Regions from separate parts of the Homo sapiens genome. Here all the other regions are linked to region 1. The links are chromatin contacts, found by Hi-C or POLR2A ChIA-PET in ENCODE. All regions are on one chromosome and are shown on one strand. Each heading gives the region's core, a stretch centred on a gene start or an enhancer-like site at or near the end of the contact. The rest is flanking DNA. Distances are from core to core; before and after follow the strand shown.

Region 1 (3,154 bases), core at 485-2,984:
ACTGTATTGTGTGAGATGAATACGTTTACTGATTAACACGACCTATTTCTATAAAGATGCATCCTAAAACACAAAATCTCCTTGCGAACATAAGGTTCTGTTTTCCCATGCTCCCCCATCCCCACATACTACCTTAAGATCATCAGAACTCAAAAGTTCTCAGTATCACAAGACCCTTACAGCATTGTACCTAGGAATACTATCAGTCACAGAAAAGAGGCAAATTTTTAACAGAAAAGTTCAATGAACATCTGTTAAGGTGGGGTTTTTAAGTATGTGTAAAGCAAAAAGACAAGTTGTGTATTAAGTACAAGACAGAAATATTTATGCCTACCATTTCATTGCAAAGGCTCTACAAGTTGATACTGAAATTGGTTAAAATTTTCAAAAAAAGTTTGTAAATTTTAACAAAAAAACCGTAAAATAATTAGATTCCAGAAAATAAAACCTTCGGATCAAGGAAAGCCCTCTCTCTTCAAGCCAAATACAAAATGCTCATTTTGAAAAGACTTTTTATGTCATATGAGACCATTTGAAACTCATTCAAATGTGGCATTCAACACAATGCCACACAGCCAAACCATATTTCTGGATGCAGCAAATATACTAACGTGACTGGAGTCATTTGATCTAAACATTTTTGCAAAAAAAAAGGAGACATTTAAAGATTTAAAAGGGCTGCTGGGAGATTCGGGATGTCAGCACTAACTCCTCCCTGACTTTTTCTGAACCTCTCTGTGCAAATTCTTCATATTAAGAGACGGGCTTTAAAAGAACCAACGAAATGAGACTAACGGTTATCTCATGGCTTAGGAGTGTCGAGCTCTCATCCTACGACTGACTCATGAGACATCAATTCAGCCACTTGAGGACTGCAAAAATCTCAAACAGGTAGTGTGAAAGGACTGAACCTTCCAAGAAGCCCTGGGCTTTTTTAAAAATTTGGCAATACGGCCACTACCGTGTAAGAAAAAGGATCGCCTTTCCAATTTGGTGCGCCTCTGACAGTCTCAGAATTATCCATTTCAGGCGCCGCTTGGAGCCTAAGTTCTACGGCCTCTAGTAGTCATTTTTTCCTTCAAATCTCAGCCCGCGGCATGCAGAATGTGGGAGGGGAGGGAGGCTTCCCACACAAATCGGCCTTTCGGTTTCTGCTCACACAAAACTTTTCTCCCGGCTCAGATAACCCTGGGATCTGCACCCCGCCTTCCGCCCCCCACCCCCATCCCCTCAGGCCCGTCCGGATCATCAGCACATCCCTCTCGGGCTAGGCCGGCCGCGGCGGGAGCGAAGCGGCTCCGGCGGGGAGAAGCGGCAGGGCCGCGGGCGCCTCAGGCCCTTCGCGGGATCCGGCCGCATGGAGCAGCGAGCGGAGGCGGGAAAAGCACGGCCGGCCCCAGCAGGCCGCGCGGAGAGCGCCCAGCGGGCCGGACCGCGGGCTAAAGGGGCGGGGGGAGGAAGAGCGAGGGCGAGAAGCGTTTCGGCCGGGCTAGGCCCACAGCCGCGCGGGCGGACTAGACCGAAGCCGCCCCCAGCCCGTCCCCACCCCCACCCCGGGGCCTCGGAGCGCAAACGAAACGGGACCAGGCACGGAGCCCGGGCTGAGTCGGGTCGCATCGGGGCTCCCGGCCCCTCCCCCCACGGGCCGGCGCGAGACTCACCAGGGCAGAGCGGGGGCCGGCAGCCGGGCCCGTGAGAATCAGCGCGAGGCGCTTTGAAAACGACTAGAAATGGCGCGCGCGCCACCCCCTCCCCCCCCTGATGGACTGAGACGCGATCCCGGCAGCACGCGGGGTTTCCCGGAACTGCTTCCAGGGACTCCGAGCTACGGGGCAATCGCTTGGCGAGGCGGCCTGACAGGCAGCTCAGACGACCAGTAGTATCCAGGCAAAACGGACCACGCCGGACGACTCGAGAGCCAATCGATGAAGCTGCCGGCTGAACCAATGAGGGTGCTCAGCGCCCCTGGCTGGGGCGCCTCCGGGGCGGGGGCAGGCACACAAAGGGGTCTGTGGTGGAAGCCCTTGGTGGCTGCAAGGCTTGGGGGCGCTGGGTCCTGGGTGGACGAAGCTCCTCCCTCTTCGTCTGCCGCCGATGCGAGGCCGAAAATCTAGGCCTCGCGCCGCGTGGCCGCCTCCGGAGCCCCGCCCCCTATGGTCAGCACTGGCCCAGCTCCGCCATGGCGCTTGCGTCCCGCCACCGGCCGCCCTTAGCCCCCGAGTCCTCCCTCGCACCCCCGCGGCCGGCGTTCCCCCCAGACACGCCCATAGCCACGCGTTCGGGCCTCTTTCGGTCATCTTTTCGCCTCTAGTGAGCACACGATTTAAGGATGATTTGGCTCGTCATTTTGCTGAGGATTTTGTCTAGATAATCATTCCTTGGAACGATCGGAGAAATGCCTCTTTCCCTCCCTGGCTGCCGTCCACACATCGTTGGTGGCAGACTGTGAGGGAAATCGTTAAAATGACTCAAAAGCAATGTGTAACACAAGTGATAGAGCAGGGAGCTTTTCCCCACAGGGTTTGGAGCTACTTGATATTCATAAAATAAAGCAGCTATATACATCTCTGAAGCCAAAAGAGCCATGCAGGGGAAAGGGGTAATTCCCAAAGGACACTATAATTCGTGTTAGTCCTAAACCTATTTCTCACCTGCCATTCCTACTGATTTGTTCCCTGTCCTTAGTCCAAACCTGTCTCGTCTCATAGAAACCTTCCGAACTCACTTCTGTGGTGCAAGCGCTTTTTTCCCAACCCCAAACTCCAATGCCCCACCCTTAGGAAGTGGAGGAAGTCAAGCAGTGGTCTGCAGATTTCCAGATGCACTCAAGGATGATTAAATTTCTCAGAACCTACAAACCTATATTTAATTATTGAAAACGGGCGGGGCGTGGTAGCTCATGCCTGTAATCCCAGCACTTTGGGAGGCCGAGGCGGGTGTATCGGTCAGAAGTTCGAGACCAGCCTGATCAACATGGTGAAACCCTGCCTCTACTAAAAATACAAAAATTAGCCCGGTGTGGTGGCACGTGCCTGTAAACCCACCTACTCCGGAGGCTGAGGCAGAAAAATCGCTTGAACCCGGGAGGCGGAGGTTGCAGTGAGCCAATATCGCACCACTGCACTCCACCCTAGGGAACAACAGCGAAACTCCG
Region 2 (3,154 bases), core at 244-2,743, 1.6 Mb before region 1:
CCTGGGAAACGGAGGTTGCAGTGAGCCGAGCTCGTGACACTGCACTCCAGCCTGTGTGACAGAGTGAGACCCTGTCTCAAAAACCACCAGAACTATTAGTAGTTTACATTATTTGGTTAGTCTGGAAACTAATTACGTTGAGAAACTGACTGAAGCTTGATTATTTCTATTATACACAGACTTCAAACATTCCAGAACTTACTGTTAAAGTCAGATTTACCCTCCTTGTGAGACAGACGCCCAGAGCTTGGACTTATTCGTTTGCTTTATAGAAACTCCCTAACTTATTTCACTTCTCATACTAGACTTTAAGCTCCAAAGCCAGAGACCATGACTTCCATTCCTTCCGGATCCCCCAGCGGAATGTAAAAACTCCAGAAAGCATTTCCTAAATGCCTGCCGAAAGACGGCTACTGAGCATGCCCGGCTTGGCCAAGTCAATTTCAACAACATTCTGAAACAAAAACTATAGTTCCCGCGTTACAAGGTGGAAAAAAGGGAATAAACGGGAGCAAAGCCTAAGGATTCAATCTATATGAGGGGGTTAAGGAAAGGTAAAGTTCAAGGGCGGCGCAGACGTGAAGGACAGCACTATCACAGCTTAAACTTGGTACTCGGTAAACTGGTGTCGAACCAGAACGACCAAAGAAAGGCTTAAAAAAAATACTAGATTAACGAGTGAGGGAAGGCCAACGGGGGTGCAGGGTATCGATGACGTAGGCTGACCACAGTTTTTTCTAAAGCTGCCCTCTACAAAAATAATACTAAGATGATCAGGCCTTCGGTGTCAACACCAACAAGATACACTGTGATGAAGCTCACTTCCAAAAAGTTCCTTTTTACAAACGAAAGAGCCGTGCTGTGGCCAAGATACCCCAACCATCAACGCTTGCTAAGCTCTCAGCTCCTGCCTTCATCTCCACCGCCATCTTCTGGATGGGAACCCAAACCTTCCTAAAGTGCTTTGGCCAGCATCACCTCCGCGCACAGCCCGGGAAGCCTGCGTTTCCCAGGTCGCGCAGACGGCGCAAAGGGGGAAACTCCACCTCGCTCGGCTCCGCGCCTCCCAAATGCACGCAAAGGGCTGCCGTCTTCCTTTCCCCTACCCCGCCCGGGCTTTCCAAGGTCCGGCGCGAGGAGCCCGCGAGGCGCGGTGCGCGGGCCTCACCTGCACACGCCGCGAATGCAGGGCTCCAGCCAGATGCGGTAAGCGGTCTCGATGTGCTCCTGCGACACCTCCTCGGGCCGCACCGTCTCCGCCCAGCGCCAGGCCGCCTTCTCCAGCTGCAGCCGCGGGGCCATGGCCTTGGCCCCAGGAACGCCTCCCGAGCCAGACCGCCGCAGCCGCCGCCGCGGTCTGCACCGCCGCCCCAATGGGCTTCGCCACCTGCCAGCAAGGAGGACCTGGCGCTCCTTCAGGCAGCTGGCCAGTCAATCACCTGTGCGCGCCACTGCCGCCGCGCCCGCCCGCGCCCGACCCGCACGACCGGCCGCAAAGCGCCGCCGTCGACACCCGACACACCCCGCGCCCGCGGACGTTAAAGGTGGACTCCCCGCCGCGCTGAGCGCATGCGCGTTCCCAGCAGCCTCTGCGCCTCCCGCGCCCCTAACCCGACGGGCTGAGGTAGAGGAAGCGTACGTCCGAGGCGGTCTTGCCACGTCCTCACTGGCACTTCTGGAAAAGCAGCGTCTCAGCCCCCGTTCAGGGCGGCGCACTACGTACCACTACTCTAACAAACCAGTGCCTCGAAAGCTATTTCTTGCCTCCGGTACTTCCCTTTTAACCATGAAGTTTTCACGCTAGAGGCTACTCAACGCACACACAGGCCCGCCCAGACTGTGGAGCGGGACCTGTTTAGAGTAGAAACCGAGTCGCCAAAGAAACCAGTGTTGGCTCTTTAGAGGGAGATTTAACTTGAGCCTAGACCGGTTCCGAACCCCTTTCCCGAGCCCTCCTGACGTCATGGGACCTTCCGGCCTTTTCCCGTGCTAGGGTGGGACTACGTGTCCCGGCATGCCCTGCGTCCTGCCACTGACTGTGAGGCATGCTGGGATTTGTAGTCTTCGAGGTGGGAGTGCTCAGTGCGCCGCAGACTGTGCGGGCGGGGGTCCGAGGTGCCAGGGTGGAGTTTCTCTGGTGCGCAAGGTCATGTTTGCTGTTGGCTCCCTTCTCAAGACTGTTACCTCTATGCCAGGATTTTCTAGTTCCTCTCTAGCTCCTGGTTTAAAACATTTCCTTTCTGCGACTCCTGCCCCAGGACATAAAGAGTAGCTTTATGAGAATTGTTTTGCAAACTGTAAAGAACTCTACTAAAGTGAGGATATTTAAGAATTTTGAATTTGAATTAGAGCTCTGCCAGAATCTAAGCGCTAACTTCTGACTCAGCTGCTTGCCTGCTGGAAAACCTTAGGCTGAATTCTTTAGATAAACATTCACTGGGCCGAGCACCGTGGCTCAAGGATCCAATCCCAGCACTTTGGGAGGCCGAGGTGGGCGGATCACCTGAGGTCAGGAGTTCGAGGCCAGCCTGACCAAAATGGAGAAACCCCGTCTCTACTAAAAATACAAAATTAGCAAGGCGCGGTCGCGCATGCCTGTAATCCCAGCTAGTCGGGAGGCAGAGGCAGGAGAATCGCTTGAACCCGGGAGGCGGAGGTTGTGGTTAGCCGAGATAACGCCATTGCACTCCAGCCTGGGCAACAAGAGTAAAACTCCGTCTCAAAAAAAACAAAAAAATTCGCTGAAGGCAGAAGAAAGTAAGATGTGGTCCCTGCCCTTGGAAGTGGGTTAGGGAGTGAGCGGTAGAAATACAAAGATCCCCATCCCAGTCTTGGGAGGCTTCGGGGTACTTGAGAAAAGGCTTCCCAGAAGTAATTCCGAAGCCCGCTTTTAACGGGTGAGTTGGACTTATCCAGGATAGAAGAAAGACACCATTCCAGAAAAAAAGAAACCACAAGGAGCAAAGGCACAGAAGAGAAAAGCTTGGCGTGAGAGGGCCACAATTTCTGAGACAGGGACAGGTGAGAGTTATGGCTTGAAAGGAAGACCTTGCCGCCGGGCGCGGTGGCTCACGCCTGTAATCCCAGCACTTTGGGAGGCCAAGGCGGGCGGATCACGAGATCAGGAGATCGAGACCATCCTGGCTAACACGGT
Region 3 (3,154 bases), core at 242-2,741, 1.5 Mb before region 1:
TACCTGTTAAAGGGGATAATGATATGTAACTCAGGGCTGTCGGGAGGAATACATGCAGGGCCCAGATGCAGGGGTCATTATAGTTATGATGGTAATCAAGGCTGCGGCGACGCCGGCTGATTTGCTTGCTGATGCCTCTGTGCCTGTGCAGAGGTGGTGGAGCTGGCCACACACTCACCTGGCAGGACAGACCGATGTAGCCTGGCGGGCAGCGGCACTCCTCCACCTCGAGGGCGCGGGGTCTGTTTGAGGGCCCCGGCTGGGCGACCTCCAGGCTGACTGCGCTGATGCTGGCCGCCAGCGGCACGGAGGAGAACGTGGCCCGGATCAGGAGCTCATCCAGGTCGGCCAGTGCCATCAGGAGGTGCTCGCGTGTGGCCGGCTGCCCATCGGGCCGGCGCCAGAATTCCTGGGTTGGGGGTGGCAACGTGGGCGGGGGCAGTGGGCTTTGTGGGCTGCTCCTACAGTTACCACCCCCCAAATCCTGCCTTACAGGCACTGACTGAGGGCTGCCAGGTGAAGGTTGGGGAGCGAGAGACAGGGTGGGTATCAAAGCCAGGCTCTGAGTCAGGGTGGAGGGTGGGGTGGGGTTAGACACAGCATGGCCAGGTGCCCCTTACCTCTCGGAACATGATCTCGTAGCTCCTCCTCTCAGGGCCCTGCAGCGCTGGCTGGGAGGCCACTAGCATGATGTTGTTGCCCTGGAAAGACACCAGCAGGATTGGAAGGGGAGCCGAGGGGTCCCTGGGGTGCCAGGGTGTCCTCCACCAGTCCTAGATTCTCTGTAACCCCCAGCCTCCCACCTCTCTGCTCTCCCAAGCTCATGCGCCCAAAGGAGTCAGGCACATGCCCACTGCCCCCTTCTCCCAGCAGCAGGATCCTCTGCTTGGGTAGTGTCCAACCAGGCAGGGATGTGGGGGCATGGGCCTAACTCCCCCAGCCTGTGCCAGAAAACTGAGTGCTGGATGGAAAGGACAAAGGACAAATGCCGAGGGTGCCCCTGGCTTCCATCCTGCCCTTCTGCCCACCCAGCATGGTGTCCAAATGCTCACCGTGATCTGCACATCGGGGTCAGAGAGTGGGCTGCCCTGTGGGCCTGCTGTGTAGGAGAGGGTGTATCGCAACTTCCCACCGTAGGCCGCCACCTGCAAAGAGGCAAGCCCAGAGGTCACAGGCTGACCTTGGGGTGTGAGTGTTGGACCATATAGGTGAGGGATGGAGCATCTGGCGGCCTTTTTGCACCTGTGCCACACTCCCCCACCCCCCTCCCTGCCCAAACCAAGAGGCCAGGGTGCATGGTTGCCTGGGAAACAGGACATTTCTCAGTTCCTCTGTAGCCCCAGACATGGTGGTGATGATGCTGAGCAGCCTCTTTGCTCTGCAAGGTTCTCTATTCCCCATTGCCTGACGGTGCCGGCGAACAAACTCCAGGTCTGCTTTCATTTACAGGAATTTCCCATAAGGCAGACAAGTGTAATGACAATGACCACCATGGGGAGGCTGCGGAAGCTTCAAAAGTTCTCAGCCATGGGGGTGGGGCTGACGGCAGCCCCTCGGAGGCCTTGCCTCCTAGGCAGGTGGTTTTTGTTTGCCCAGTATCCAGTTCCTGCTTTCTAGAAACTAAACCGTGGTTTTCTATAAAGAACAACTGTCTCCGCACATGCAGACCATGTGGTCTGAGGGCCCTGATCCCCTCCTCCTCTATAGTGGAGACATGAGCCAGGCCTGGCCAATCTGCATAACCTACCACTGCCCTTTGCCACCCCATCAGGGATAGACAAGTAACCCGTGCACTTATGCTCTTTCTACCAGGCCAGAGAAAGTCCCTTCTGCAGTCAGATGAGAAGCTGGAGAACCAAGATAAAGCCCTAATGAGCCCCTGGATAAGGCCATGCCTGACACCATACATGCTTAGACTCTGCAGTTGCATGAGCCGATAGATTCTTTGTTGCAGACAAGCCCACTGGACTTGGGCACTGTGTTGCTCATGACTGGGGAGTCCTTACTTCTGCTGCAGAGGACCTTCACGTGGACAGCTGAGGCTCCCCAGCTCTGTCCCACAGGACTTTGCTTTCTCTCCTCTGCCACCAGGGCAGACATTCATCTCAATACCAAACTGCATCAAGCCTACCTCTTTGTTCATTTGTGTGTTCACTCAGCTAACCAGCATTTATCAAACACCTGCTGATTACACACACGGCCCTGGGCTACATGGCTACAGGGATATTCTCCATGAGCTCAAGGCATGGTAAGGAATTTTGGAGTGGAACCAAATAACCATAAAATAACTGGTTTCCTGCTTGCTTTGAATGCCAGAAAGTTCACAGCCATTTCTGGGACTGACTTTCTGGCAAGTTGCAGGTGTGTACAGCACAGTGATTTTTAAAAATTTTTTATTTTTTTTTTCACCTTTTTTTTTTAAATAGAGATGGGGTCGCCCTATGTTGCTCAGGCACTTTTTTTTTTTTTTAAATAGAGATGGGGTCTCCCTATGTTGCTCAGGCTGGTCTCAAACTCCTGGACTCAAGCGATTGTCCTGCCTCAGCCTCCCAAAATGCTGGGATTACAGGAATGAGCCACCATGCCCGGCCGATTTATTTTTTTAGAGACAGCATTTCGCTATGTTGCTTAAGCTGGTCTCAACTCCTGGCCTGAAGCGATTTTTCAGCCTCAGTCTCCCAAAGTGCTGGGATTATAGGTGTGAGCCATTGTACCCAGATCCAGCATAGTGATTAAAACGGCAGACTCCACAGTCTGAATGACCTGGGTTCAAACTCTAGCTCTACTGGCTATACAGCCTTGGACAAGTCGCTTCACCTCTCTGAGCCCTACTTTCCTCACATGGAAATGGAAGTAAAAGTAATACCCACTTTGAAGGGTATCATGAGGATTAAGTAATATAGGACACAAATGGTGATGTACTCCACACAGTTTGAGAATGCATATCACGCTTGATAACCCTGCAGTACTCCAGCTCCACCCTCGGCTCCAGCAGATTGCTTCTTATCCTCACCCCTCAACCTCCCTGTCTCACTTCTCTGAATGTACCTTGTGACTGCCTATTCTTTTTTTTGTTTGTTTTTTGAGATGGAGTTTCACTCTTGTTGCCCAGCTGGAGTACAGTGCTGCAATCTCAGCTCACTGTAATCTCTGC
Region 4 (3,154 bases), core at 297-2,796, 1.3 Mb after region 1:
GCGAAGGAATCAGGATTTCAACTTGGGGCACGTGGGACGGTCAAGAGAGAAGTCTGAGCTGGAGATGCAGGGATGTCTCCAGCACACAGCTAGTGTCTCCAGCCACGAGAGCAAACACACACATACTTTCAGGTGGGCTAAGTGCCATGGAAAAAAAGAGAAAAGGGAGGCGAGAGTGTGTGTGGGGGCGGGAACGATGCAAAAGATGGCCGGAGGAGGCCTTTCTGAGAAAGGGACGCCGGCTTTCCCTCCGAGAAAGGGAAGCGAGAAGGGCGAGAAGCGCTTGCGAAAAAGCTGGCAGAGTGGGGCCGGGCGCGGTGGCTCAGGCCTGAAGTCCCTGCACTTTGGGAGGCCAGGAGTTCGAGACCAGCAACAGAGCGAGACCCCCATCTCTGCTTTATTAGATAAAAATAACTTTTTTTTTTGAGACAGTCTCGCTCTGTCACCCAGGCTGGAGTGCAGTGGCGTGATCTCGGCTCACTGCAAGCTCCACCTCCCGGGTTAATGCCATTCTCCTGCCTCAGCCTCCCGAGTAGCTGGGACTACAGACGCCCGCCACCACGCCCAGCTAATTTTTTGTATTTTTAGTAGAGACGGGGTTTCACCGTGTTAGCCAGGATGGTCTCGATCTCCTGACCTCGTGATCCGCCCGCCTCGGCCTCCCAAAGTGCTGGGATTACAGGCGTGAGCCACCGCGCCCGGCCAATAATTTTCAAAATAAGAAAATCTAGCAGTGCGCATCCAACCCAAGGCCCTCGCAGCCAGAGCAGAGGCACCAGGGCGGCCAGGCGAGGCGCTGCGAGGAAGCTGGTGCTTCTCGGAGTCCGAGACCCGGGCTGGGGAGAGCCCGAGGCAGAGCCCGAGGACCACGGCTCTCTGGCGGGCGTCCTGCCCAGCGGCGTGATTACCGGGCCGCCGAAACCGAAACCCATCTACTGGACACTTCCAGCTTCCTCCAAAGGCTGAGCAAGCTGAGCTACAAGGCAGATTTCATGTCTGCTGCCAGGCTCGACCGCTTTACAGACAATCCTCTCTCGTCTGGTAAACGCGTAAAACCTACACAATCACAACTTTCACAACGAGAGGGAAGCCGCAGGCCTCTCGTCGGCGCACGGGCCGCCTCGCCCGCGTCACTCTGAGGTAACAGCCTTTCTCTTCAATCGCTTCATGGAACTCCAGGACGCCAAGCCTCTTCCACTACGGGTCGAAGGATGGGTCACGTCACATTGCGCGAACAAGGATGGTCACGCGCCACAAAAGGACTTGCAGGGCGGGGCGACTCGACGGCCTTCCCTTTTGCTCCCATTGGCTGCGGTCGTCAGGTTCGCCTCCTCCACTACCTACCGGGGAGTTTAGGGCCTGACAGAAGCCCGCCCCCGCTGGCGCTCGTGCGCACGCGTGGCGGGCTCTCGGCGCACTGAGCAGGCGCGGCCTCGTGTCGGCCGGAGGGGGCGGGCGCAACGACGCGCGCTGCGTCCCGGCGCTCGGCTTTCCCTCCGCCGGTCCCGCCCTCCGTCGCGGCGGCGCGGTGTACCCTGGGATAGGGAGCGATCTCCGAGCGAGGCGGCAAGATGGACGCGGGATTTTTCCGCGTAAGTAGAAGCGCCGGGCGCCGGGGTGAGGCCAGGGACTTCTCGGTAAGGCCTGGTAGGAGACCTTAGCTTGGCACAGGGTGGCCAGCGAGGGGAGCTTCGGAGATCTTAAGGATTCCTCCTAGAGCCGGCGCACCCCCCCCCCCCCCGTGCGCTGCGGCGGAGACCGGTGCGCCCCTGCGCAGTCTCCTCCTCCGGAATGGTCCCCCCTACGCGGCGGCGACGGTGGCCGGAAAATGGCGGCGGGAATGGGCCGGGATGGTACCTCGCTGCCCGCCTGCCTGGCGGGGCCTGCAGGCCGAGCGCCGTGCGTGCCGCCGGGTCCTGGGGCCTAGCGGAGCCGGAGGAGGAAGTCCCGAGTGGGAGGCCAAAGGAAAGCCCTAAGGTCACTGGTGGCGGCAGGGCAGGGAGAATATGGTTTGGGGGTACATCTTGGGAGAGCACCTTAGGGGAGGGAGAACAGGAAGAAGCATTCAGCGGCTTTTTTTGAAAAAGCGCCCTCCCCGCCCCCCAACGTCCTCCCTCCAGGTCCTAAGCCTTCGTGGAGGCGCCAGGTCAGGGTTCGCGGGAGCTCCCGCCCAATTTGATATCCCTTCAGGGAGGGGGACGTAGATAACTTGTTGGGACAATGTGAATTTAAGGTTCTGTGAGGGTAGAGGGTGCAACGAAAACTATGCGCGGGTATGGAGGCAGGTTGTGGAGTGATTCAATTCCTTCCCGCCCTCCACATCCCTCACCACCCGCCACCATCGTGTTTTACTCTTGGAGTCCGCTGGTGAAAGGTAACTCTTACCTAGGCTCTGCCAGCGTCGTCTGCCCATCGCCTGCAGGCAGGGAAGTTACTCCGTCGTAGTTGGTTCTCGGGGCCCACACTTTATCAGGCTCGTGCTGGAGCCTGTGTGTCCCATAGTCCCCTCCTGTAGGAAATTAGTACTAGATCAAGATCTAGAAGGGACACAGGACTAGAGTTGAGCACCATTGGTCTCTCAGGGCTTGCAAACTGTTAATGCAGAATGAAGTCGTATAGAAACTAGTTGATCTAAGCCAATATATCCGTTTTCTGAAATACACGTTAGCTCTTCTCTTTAGAGCATGTAATTTGCAGTTTGTGTGTTTTCAAAGGAAAAATTGGAAGGGAGGAGGGCCAGAACTTTAGTAAAAATATCTTTGGACACTCCGAATTGGACATTGAAATCCTTCTTTAATTGGCTTTAAATATGCCAACGAGTTTTTCGTCATGTTAGAATGTTATCCCCCAAGTATTTTACCTAAGAACAACCAGCTGTTCTTAGGCAAACAGTAAGATACTTATTTTGGAATGATAGTTTCAGATTAGCGTATCGAATTTGCAAACTGCTTATGAACTGTCCATTTTGTAATTTCCATCAAAGTGTTTTGTAGTAAATATTCAATATTTTCTGCAGTGCAAGTAGTATTTTGAAACAAGTGAAAGCCTTTTCTGACTTTTGTCAAAATATTTTCTGTGGAAAGGAGTCCAAATAAATAAAAGAGTAAGGTGATTGATGAGCAAATTTTAACATGAAGTTTGCTTGTGGTATTGG
Region 5 (3,154 bases), core at 327-2,826, 1.2 Mb after region 1:
CTGTGTTAGAGGAATTTAGAGAAAAAATAATTACTATAGTCCTTAGAGTGACCTTGACAAAAGAAGCAGCTTGCCATCAATATTAGTTAAACGAATGAAAGTGAAGAACTTAGTTTAAGACAAGATGGGGAGCAGGAGCAGCACGGTTGGAGGCAGCAGGAACCACAGAAGCAGCAAGCAGGAAGTAGGAGGGGCGATCTGCTGGACATACCTCGGTGACTATGCTGGGCTCAACTGCTGGGGAGCCCTTGGGGTCATAATCCAACCCTGATTTCTTAGTTTACATCTAACAGGGATTAGATGTGCTGTACACATTTTAGTCCATCTTCCTGCCCCATGATGCAGGCGCTGAGTGCCTTTGATGTTAAGCTTCACTGTGCCTCACTTTGCCTCTGAAAGGTCTTGAGTGGGTAATGAGAGCTGATTTTCTTCTAACTGCACATTCCTTTTTTTTTTTTTTTTTGAGACGGAGTCTTGCTATGCTGTCCAGGCTGGTCTCAGACTCCTGGCCTCAACCGATCCTCCCACCTCTGCCTCCTGAGTTAGCTGGGACTACGGGTGCGCACCACTGCGTGACTGCGCGTCCTTGTAGGTGGGAGATGAGCCCAGTTATTTTCCCTGCTGTGTGACCCTGCTTCCTTCTCTGCCGGCTAAGGGAAGAGACACCAGCTGCCTTCCAAGTTGGGCTCAGGAGCTTTGTCATCATAGTTGTTATTGGTGGTAATAATACCTGCCAATGTAAGCCTCGGTCCTATCACTGAAACTCGCTCAACAGCTTAGACCCCGGCTCTTCCCTTTGCGTAATAGTTGTAATCATGTCCCATGGTCTCCTAAGGCGTCGGAGACAAGCAAGACTGCGTGGAAGGGTTTTTACACGAAAAAGAAAGCATTAAACATGTGGATTGTATGACAACGGTAGATAGGGCATAGGGTGAAGAGGAGTAAGAGGAGGAGGGAGAGCGGGAGGAGGGAGAAGAGCACGAGTGGGGAGGAGAGGAGGGGAGGGGATGGGAGGGGAGGGGAAGGAGTGGGTAAGGGGAAGAGGGTTGTACCCGCCAGGGCGGGACCCAGCCTGTGCCGTCCCACACCTTGTGCTAGCTCCAGCTCAGCTACCTGCGGCCGCCTCTCCTCGGGCAATGAGGCGCCGGGAAGCCCACAGCATCTGATAATATCCGGGCCGCCGGTTGCCGGGAGGTGAACCGAGGTAAACTCGCCGCGCGCGGGGCGCAGTGTACATAGTAACCAGCCCTGAGTAAACGTTCGTCATATTCCTATGAGCTGCTCCGGGGACTGTCCTACGGGGCTAGCAGGAAAAGGAGATCGGCTCTCTCCGCTCCCGGTGGAAAACGAGAAGGTCGCCAGAGGTCCTGTTTTCGGGGTGATCTAAAGCCCCCGCCCCAGCGCTACAGCCCAAGCCCCCCACAGGCTGGGGACCAGGAACCCGGAGGAGCGGGAGGAGGGCGCGCGCGGCGAGACACCCCCACCCCGGCCCCCGCGCGCCCCCGCCCCGGTCCCCGCCCGGGTCCCCGCCTTGTCCTGGGCTCTGGCGCCTGCGCCGCCGTGCGCGCGCCCTGCCAGAACAGGAGGGGACGAGGCGGGCGCGCGGCGCCGGCAGCCTAGCTCAGCCGGGACACCGCCCTAGTCCCAGCCCAGGGGGCCGCTCTCGCCGGCGTCGAGGGCGTGGCGGCGAGGCTGCTGCTGCAGGCGGCTCCCGGCTCTGCCTTCGGCCCCGCCCGCCGCCCACCAGGCTCCCAGAGGCCCCGCAGCTCGCGCCGTCCGGCTCCCCGCAGCCCCGTCGGGCAGCCCGGGCCCGTCCGCTGCCCTCCCGGCTCCCGTCCTGCGGCGGCGGGGCGTGCAGGTGAGGCCCCACGGCGCCCGGCCTCTCCAGCAGGTTTGCACCCAGCGCGGGGCGGGGCGGGGCGGGGCGGGTGGGGGGGGTGGTGCATGAAAAGTTAAAAAAAAAAAAAAAAAAAAAAAAGCCGCCCCGAGAAGTCCGGGAGGGGTGGGCACTCCGAGCCGCGGGACCGGGAGATGCTACCGCGCGCGACCTCGCCTCCCGCGACCTCGCCTCCCGCCGCACCCTTCTCGCGCGCGGGGTCTAGTCTGGCAGCCTCGAGGGTGGTGTCCCGGAAAACAAAACAAAAATGTTTTGTCTTCTCCACCAACGATTTTCTCCCACCAAGTGTGTTTGACCTTTTGAAAAGCCGACAGGCCCAGCCTGCCTGTGAAGGCAGGAGCGGTGTAGGGGCGCCTGGAAGGTGGAAGCCCCCTGTCTTTCTCCCTTGCCCCGCTTCCCCCACGGTGCGTGGATCACCATCGCATTAGTGACTCCCTAACTTCTTGAAACTTGTCTGTCTGCTTCTGTCCGCCGCCTGGACAGGTAGGGCAGGAGTGATCTGTTCCAGGTTGATTCTTCTAGCTTCCGTGCAAAATCTGATCATCTCCTTTAGAGATTAGGATTCTAGTGTAGGAAGCAATCCAGATCCGTGTTTCAGATACAAACAAGGATTATTTAAAGTGATGTTTTCCTGTAGTGCTGAAAGCCAAAAATATTCGCTTCCACTTGTTGGAAGCCACCAAGTACACCACATTTATTTGAACTTTTCATAGAAGTCTCTGATGTACTATTTGGCAAAAGAAGCAATTGATTTATCTGTAGCTGTGATTACATACGATGTAAAGTAATTTGTTTTAAGACTATTTCATTGGCTTTGGTTCAATATCTTAAACTCTGTAAACACATAATTCAGGAGCCAGATATGCATCACACAAATGTGTTCTTTTTGGTGGGGATTTAAATTGATCTAGAAATGGGCTTTCCATCCAGGAAGACTGTGAAAAGCTTGAAAACTGAGTCTCTTCTTTAGCCAGGTCATCAGCTTTACATTTTACTGCATTGGCAAGCCTTGCCTTTTCTTTTCTCTTCTCTTCTCTTTTCTTCTTTTTGAGACAAGGCCTCGCTCTGTCATCCAGCTGAAGTGCAGTGGTGCAAACACAGCTCACTGCAGCCTCAACTTCCCAGGATCAAGCGATCCTCCCACCTCTCAGCGTCCTGAGTAGCTGGGACTACAGATGCCGGCTAATTTTTTGTAGAGATTGGGTGTCACTATGTTGCCCAGGCTGTTCTTGAACTCCTGGGCTCAAGCCATCCGCC
Region 6 (3,154 bases), core at 350-2,849, 1.1 Mb after region 1:
CAGGCTATTCTTTTTGTATTTTTAGTAGAGACAGGGTTTCACCACGTTGGCCAGGCTGGTCTCGAACTCCTGACCTCAGGTGATCCACCCGCCTCGGCCTCCCAAAGTGTTGGGATTACAGGCGTGAGCCACCACGCCCGGCCCCAAGCCCTGTTTCTAACAGAAGAAAAAAAAAAAAATTGACATGGGCGACTATACAAGGGCAGCCACTTAGTATTCCAGGAGCCCCTCTTCACACGCTTCAGGGCAGGGCGGTCTCAGCGACCTTGTCACTCCCCTGCTTAAAGTCCTCCAATGGCTCGCCTTTAAATTTAGGGTGAAATCCAAGCTTTTTTTTTTTTTTTTTTTTTTTTGACAGGGTCTTGCTCTGTCGCCCAGCTGGAGTGCAGTGGCGCGATCTCGACTCGCTGCAACCTCCGCCTCCCGAGTTCAAGCGATCCTCCCGCCTCAGCCTCCTGAGTAGCTGGGACCACGGGCGCTCGCCACCACGCCCGGCTAATTTTTAAATTTTTTTGTAGAGATGGGGTCCCACTATATTGTCCAGGCTGGTCTCAAACTCCTGGGCTTAAGTGATCCTCCTGGCCTCCCAAAGTCCTGAGATTACAGGTGTGAGCCACCGCGCCGGCCCCCAAATATGTTATTTATAAACTGTCCCTGGCCCGTCCCTCAGATCGCAGGCCCAACCACGCCCCCAGAAAAATCTCTCACCAGCCCTGCTGGCCTTCGGGCAGTTTCTACAATGCACCAACTCGTTCCTCTCCCATGTTCCCAAGGAGCTTTCTCTGCCCCACGATCTGAGACTAGAACTGCCTCTTTCTCATTGTTGATGTCTAGGCCCAAATGACATTTCTTCATACGTAAAACGGGCTTCAAGTCTCACTCATGGCTGTGACGATCTGAAAGCAAATGCGTGTATATGACAACGTGTGAGCGATGAGAAGCTTGTCATCTGTAAAACTCCATGCGCATGTTAATTATCATGGCCGTGATAATTATGTACATTATAGAAACATTAACCAAGCGCTGGGCTCGTTTCAGGACCTTCAGTATTGCTGGGAGGCTTGGTATCCGACAGGTGTTCCAGGAGGGCAGGAAAGGAGAGATATGTTTGGTCCCAAGTCTCGCGAGGGCTCTGGGGAGCGCTGGGTCTTCAAGGACGTTTTGGATTTGAATACTTGGTGAGAGCGTCGGGTAGGGGAACAGCAGGAGCAAAGCCCGGAAGGTGGCTATGAGGATAAGAAGGGAGGACACCTGGCAGGCTGCTAAAACCAGGCCCACCTGCCGGGCAGGTGGAGGCGAGCAACCACCTAAGCTCTCTGGGACAGCGGGAGAGGGGGCAGGGGAGTCGCCGCACCATTCTTCCTGTGGCCGCTAGGGGGTCCCCGCTCCAGGTGAGCGCCAAGCTCTAGCCCCAGGTCGCTCCCTTATGCTTCAAGCAAGCTTTGCAGCGCAGCCAATTGCCAGGGGCTGTCCCGCCTACTCCCCGTCCTCGCAGCCACTTGCCTGCGCGAAATGCCTGCCAACTTCTGACTGGCAGGCAGTCTGGCAAATCAAATCGCGACCTTTGAAAGCAAAACACTGCAGCATCTTGGCAGCTCTGAATTGGGAAGGGATGAAGGAGGCTGTGCCTCCGGGTTGCACGAAGAGTCCGAGTCATTTCTCAGAAGGTTTTGATAGGTGGGCCTTAGAGGAGACGCCGCCGGTGAGTAGTGATTAACACCGGGAGGAAGGGGAATTGAATTTAACCTTCGTTTTTTTCTGGAAAAAGCGAAGTCACCTAACGTCCCCTAGTGTACATACCCTTCCTTCTTACTGTCACCAGCCTCGCCAACCTGGGTCCCGTTGCCTTGGAATGTTCTTTCCAGTTTTGCATCGAGGCCAAGAGGAGCGGGGGCATGGGCTACCTTACTAAAGGTGATGCCAGGCTCTACCAAACCAGGAAGTGACATGGAGTTAACTTTGCCAGAATTTCTCCTCTTCGTGCCGAGCGGCTCGGGCTTCCTGGCGGCAGCAGATGGTGGAGTTAGCAGGTGGGATGAGGGGAGGCGTTCTTGGTCTAAGCCCGCTTCTGGAACAGAGGTGCTGTCTCCTCGAGTTGTAAGTTTCCAGCTCAGTGGGACGGGACGGAAGAATGTAACCTTCTCGTGAGCCAAAGCCGAGGAACGGGAAGCTTGGCAGGGAACTGGCGCTCACCTCCAGAAGCCAGATCGTCGGGTGGTGGGAAAGAGCGTGTTTTATTGATTTGTTCAGAAAGAGGCAAATTCGAATACAGACGCTATGAGCCACGGCTGTCTCATTTGTAAAACGTGCTCTGTGGGATTGGTGAAATCCGTCATCGAGATAAACGGGGTGGGAATGGAAGCAGAGCACCTAGTGAATTCTCATTCCTTCCTTGGGTCAGTGACCACGTGCTCTAATTGTGGGGTGGTTGACAACGCAGAGGTGACTGCTTGCCTCTCGGGCATATGTAGGTCCTGAAGAAATGCTTCGAAATCAGGAAAAGAGAGTCACCAGGTGAAAAGTATGTGTCTTATAAGGGAGTACAGCTTGCAAAGGGTTCCTCCAGGCTTTCAGTCCGGACTCCCACCCAGCTGAGGGAGAGCCTTCAATCTTTGCAGGCGATGCTTCAGAGGCCTGCGAGTTCCTGAGGCAGAGAGGGAAGCTGCTTTTTAAAAGAAAAATTAAACCACAGCAATGCCAACCACCACAAACAAAAGCAAAACCAGAAAAGCACTTGGGCAAACTACTCTGAAGGATGTTAGGAGGCCTGGGTTCCCACCACTCCCTTGATTGACATGTCGCTAAGGTCTGTTGGCTTTCTCTGACCTCCTGTGGGTGGGGCTGAGTATATCTGCTTGTTGAAGCTCTGGAGTTGTGGTTGATTAGGCCTTAGAAAGGCATTCTTGACTGCGAAGGGGCCACAGTGCACCCAGTGCTTAACCAGCCTGCATTTAGTCAGTCGGTTGGTATGTATACAAGTCACTGTCAGGCTCTGGGCTAGATCTCATTTAGTCAGTTGGTTGGTATGTATAGAAGTCACTGTCAGGCTCTGGGCTAGATCTCAGCTGGGAGCAACTGAACAGGGTATTCCGCAAACACCTCACTGGAGTTTGCGCTCCTCAACTCCATGACTGCTTCATGGTTGAATGCTTCC

What was found. A loop is a pair of places that touch in the nucleus more often than their neighbours do. ChIA-PET counts read pairs that join two places held with the same protein, here RNA polymerase II (POLR2A). Pooled maps may share reads with other maps.
Region 2: a loop to region 1 is called in a map of naive thymus-derived CD4-positive, alpha-beta T cell, with 8 times the contacts of the local background. The contact joins the promoter of USP48 here to the promoter of HNRNPR in region 1. A Hi-C loop is called at or near these places in 1 of 168 maps with a recorded cell type or tissue (naive thymus-derived CD4-positive, alpha-beta T cell) and 8 of 50 pooled maps. POLR2A ChIA-PET finds 5 or more read pairs at or near these places in 2 of 52 experiments (AG04450 and Panc1).
Region 3: POLR2A ChIA-PET joins it to region 1 with 10 read pairs in T-cell. The contact joins the enhancer-like site here to the promoter of HNRNPR in region 1. POLR2A ChIA-PET finds 5 or more read pairs at or near these places in 2 of 52 experiments (PC-3 and T-cell).
Region 4: a loop to region 1 is called in a map of naive thymus-derived CD4-positive, alpha-beta T cell, with 7 times the contacts of the local background. The contact joins the promoter of SRRM1 here to the promoter of HNRNPR in region 1. A Hi-C loop is called at or near these places in 1 of 168 maps with a recorded cell type or tissue (naive thymus-derived CD4-positive, alpha-beta T cell), 1 of 37 single-sample maps with no recorded cell type and 10 of 50 pooled maps. POLR2A ChIA-PET finds 5 or more read pairs at or near these places in 2 of 52 experiments (GM10248 and OCI-LY7).
Region 5: a loop to region 1 is called in a pooled map, with 2.3 times the contacts of the local background. The contact joins the promoter of RCAN3 here to the promoter of HNRNPR in region 1. A Hi-C loop is called at or near these places in 3 of 50 pooled maps. POLR2A ChIA-PET finds 5 or more read pairs at or near these places in 5 of 52 experiments (CD4-positive, alpha-beta T cell, WTC11, activated CD4-positive, alpha-beta T cell and 1 more).
Region 6: a loop to region 1 is called in a pooled map, with 5 times the contacts of the local background. The contact joins the promoter of NIPAL3 here to the promoter of HNRNPR in region 1. A Hi-C loop is called at or near these places in 3 of 50 pooled maps. POLR2A ChIA-PET finds 5 or more read pairs at or near these places in 2 of 52 experiments (AG04450 and Caco-2).

Annotation. Positions count from the first base shown.
Region 1 is chr1:23,342,550-23,345,703 of GRCh38, forward strand. It overlaps HNRNPR (heterogeneous nuclear ribonucleoprotein R), which reads right to left and starts at 1,735. Exons shown (of 11, transcript NM_005826.5): 1 at 1,662-1,735. RefSeq lists silencers at 1,208-1,277, 1,288-1,647, 2,158-2,277 and an enhancer at 1,668-2,252.
Region 2 is chr1:21,781,656-21,784,809 of GRCh38, forward strand. It overlaps USP48 (ubiquitin specific peptidase 48), which reads right to left and starts at 1,494. Exons shown (of 27, transcript NM_032236.8): 1 at 1,169-1,494. The coding sequence starts at 1,302. RefSeq lists enhancers at 178-227, 540-1,311, 788-887, 1,312-2,082, 1,828-1,877 and a silencer at 1,258-1,617.
Region 3 is chr1:21,864,665-21,867,818 of GRCh38, forward strand. HSPG2 (heparan sulfate proteoglycan 2) reads right to left here. Exons shown (of 97, transcript NM_005529.7): 34 at 1,053-1,145; 35 at 621-701; 36 at 179-409. Among named protein-coding and RNA genes, the nearest start is that of LDLRAD2, 54 kb to the left of the region's middle. RefSeq lists enhancers at 1-701, 702-1,507, 1,404-1,463, 1,494-1,563. Within about 2 kb of position 1,492, at least 3 of the 41 ENCODE cell types and tissues checked have a DNase peak (open chromatin) inside an H3K27ac peak, as active enhancers do.
Region 4 is chr1:24,641,756-24,644,909 of GRCh38, forward strand. It overlaps SRRM1 (serine and arginine repetitive matrix 1), which reads left to right and starts at 1,547. Exons shown (of 17, transcript NM_005839.4): 1 at 1,547-1,592. The coding sequence starts at 1,572. RefSeq lists an enhancer at 1,119-1,218 and silencers at 1,289-1,608, 1,869-1,928.
Region 5 is chr1:24,501,260-24,504,413 of GRCh38, forward strand. It overlaps RCAN3 (RCAN family member 3), which reads left to right and starts at 1,577. Exons shown (of 5, transcript NM_013441.4): 1 at 1,577-1,891. RCAN3AS (RCAN3 antisense RNA) reads right to left here and starts at 1,123. Exons shown (of 2, transcript NR_144360.1): 1 at 1,089-1,123. RefSeq lists an enhancer at 263-362 and silencers at 966-1,138, 1,420-1,919.
Region 6 is chr1:24,414,203-24,417,356 of GRCh38, forward strand. NIPAL3 (NIPA like domain containing 3) reads left to right here and starts at 1,600. Exons shown (of 12, transcript NM_020448.5): 1 at 1,600-1,702. It also overlaps a transcript of STPG1 not described here.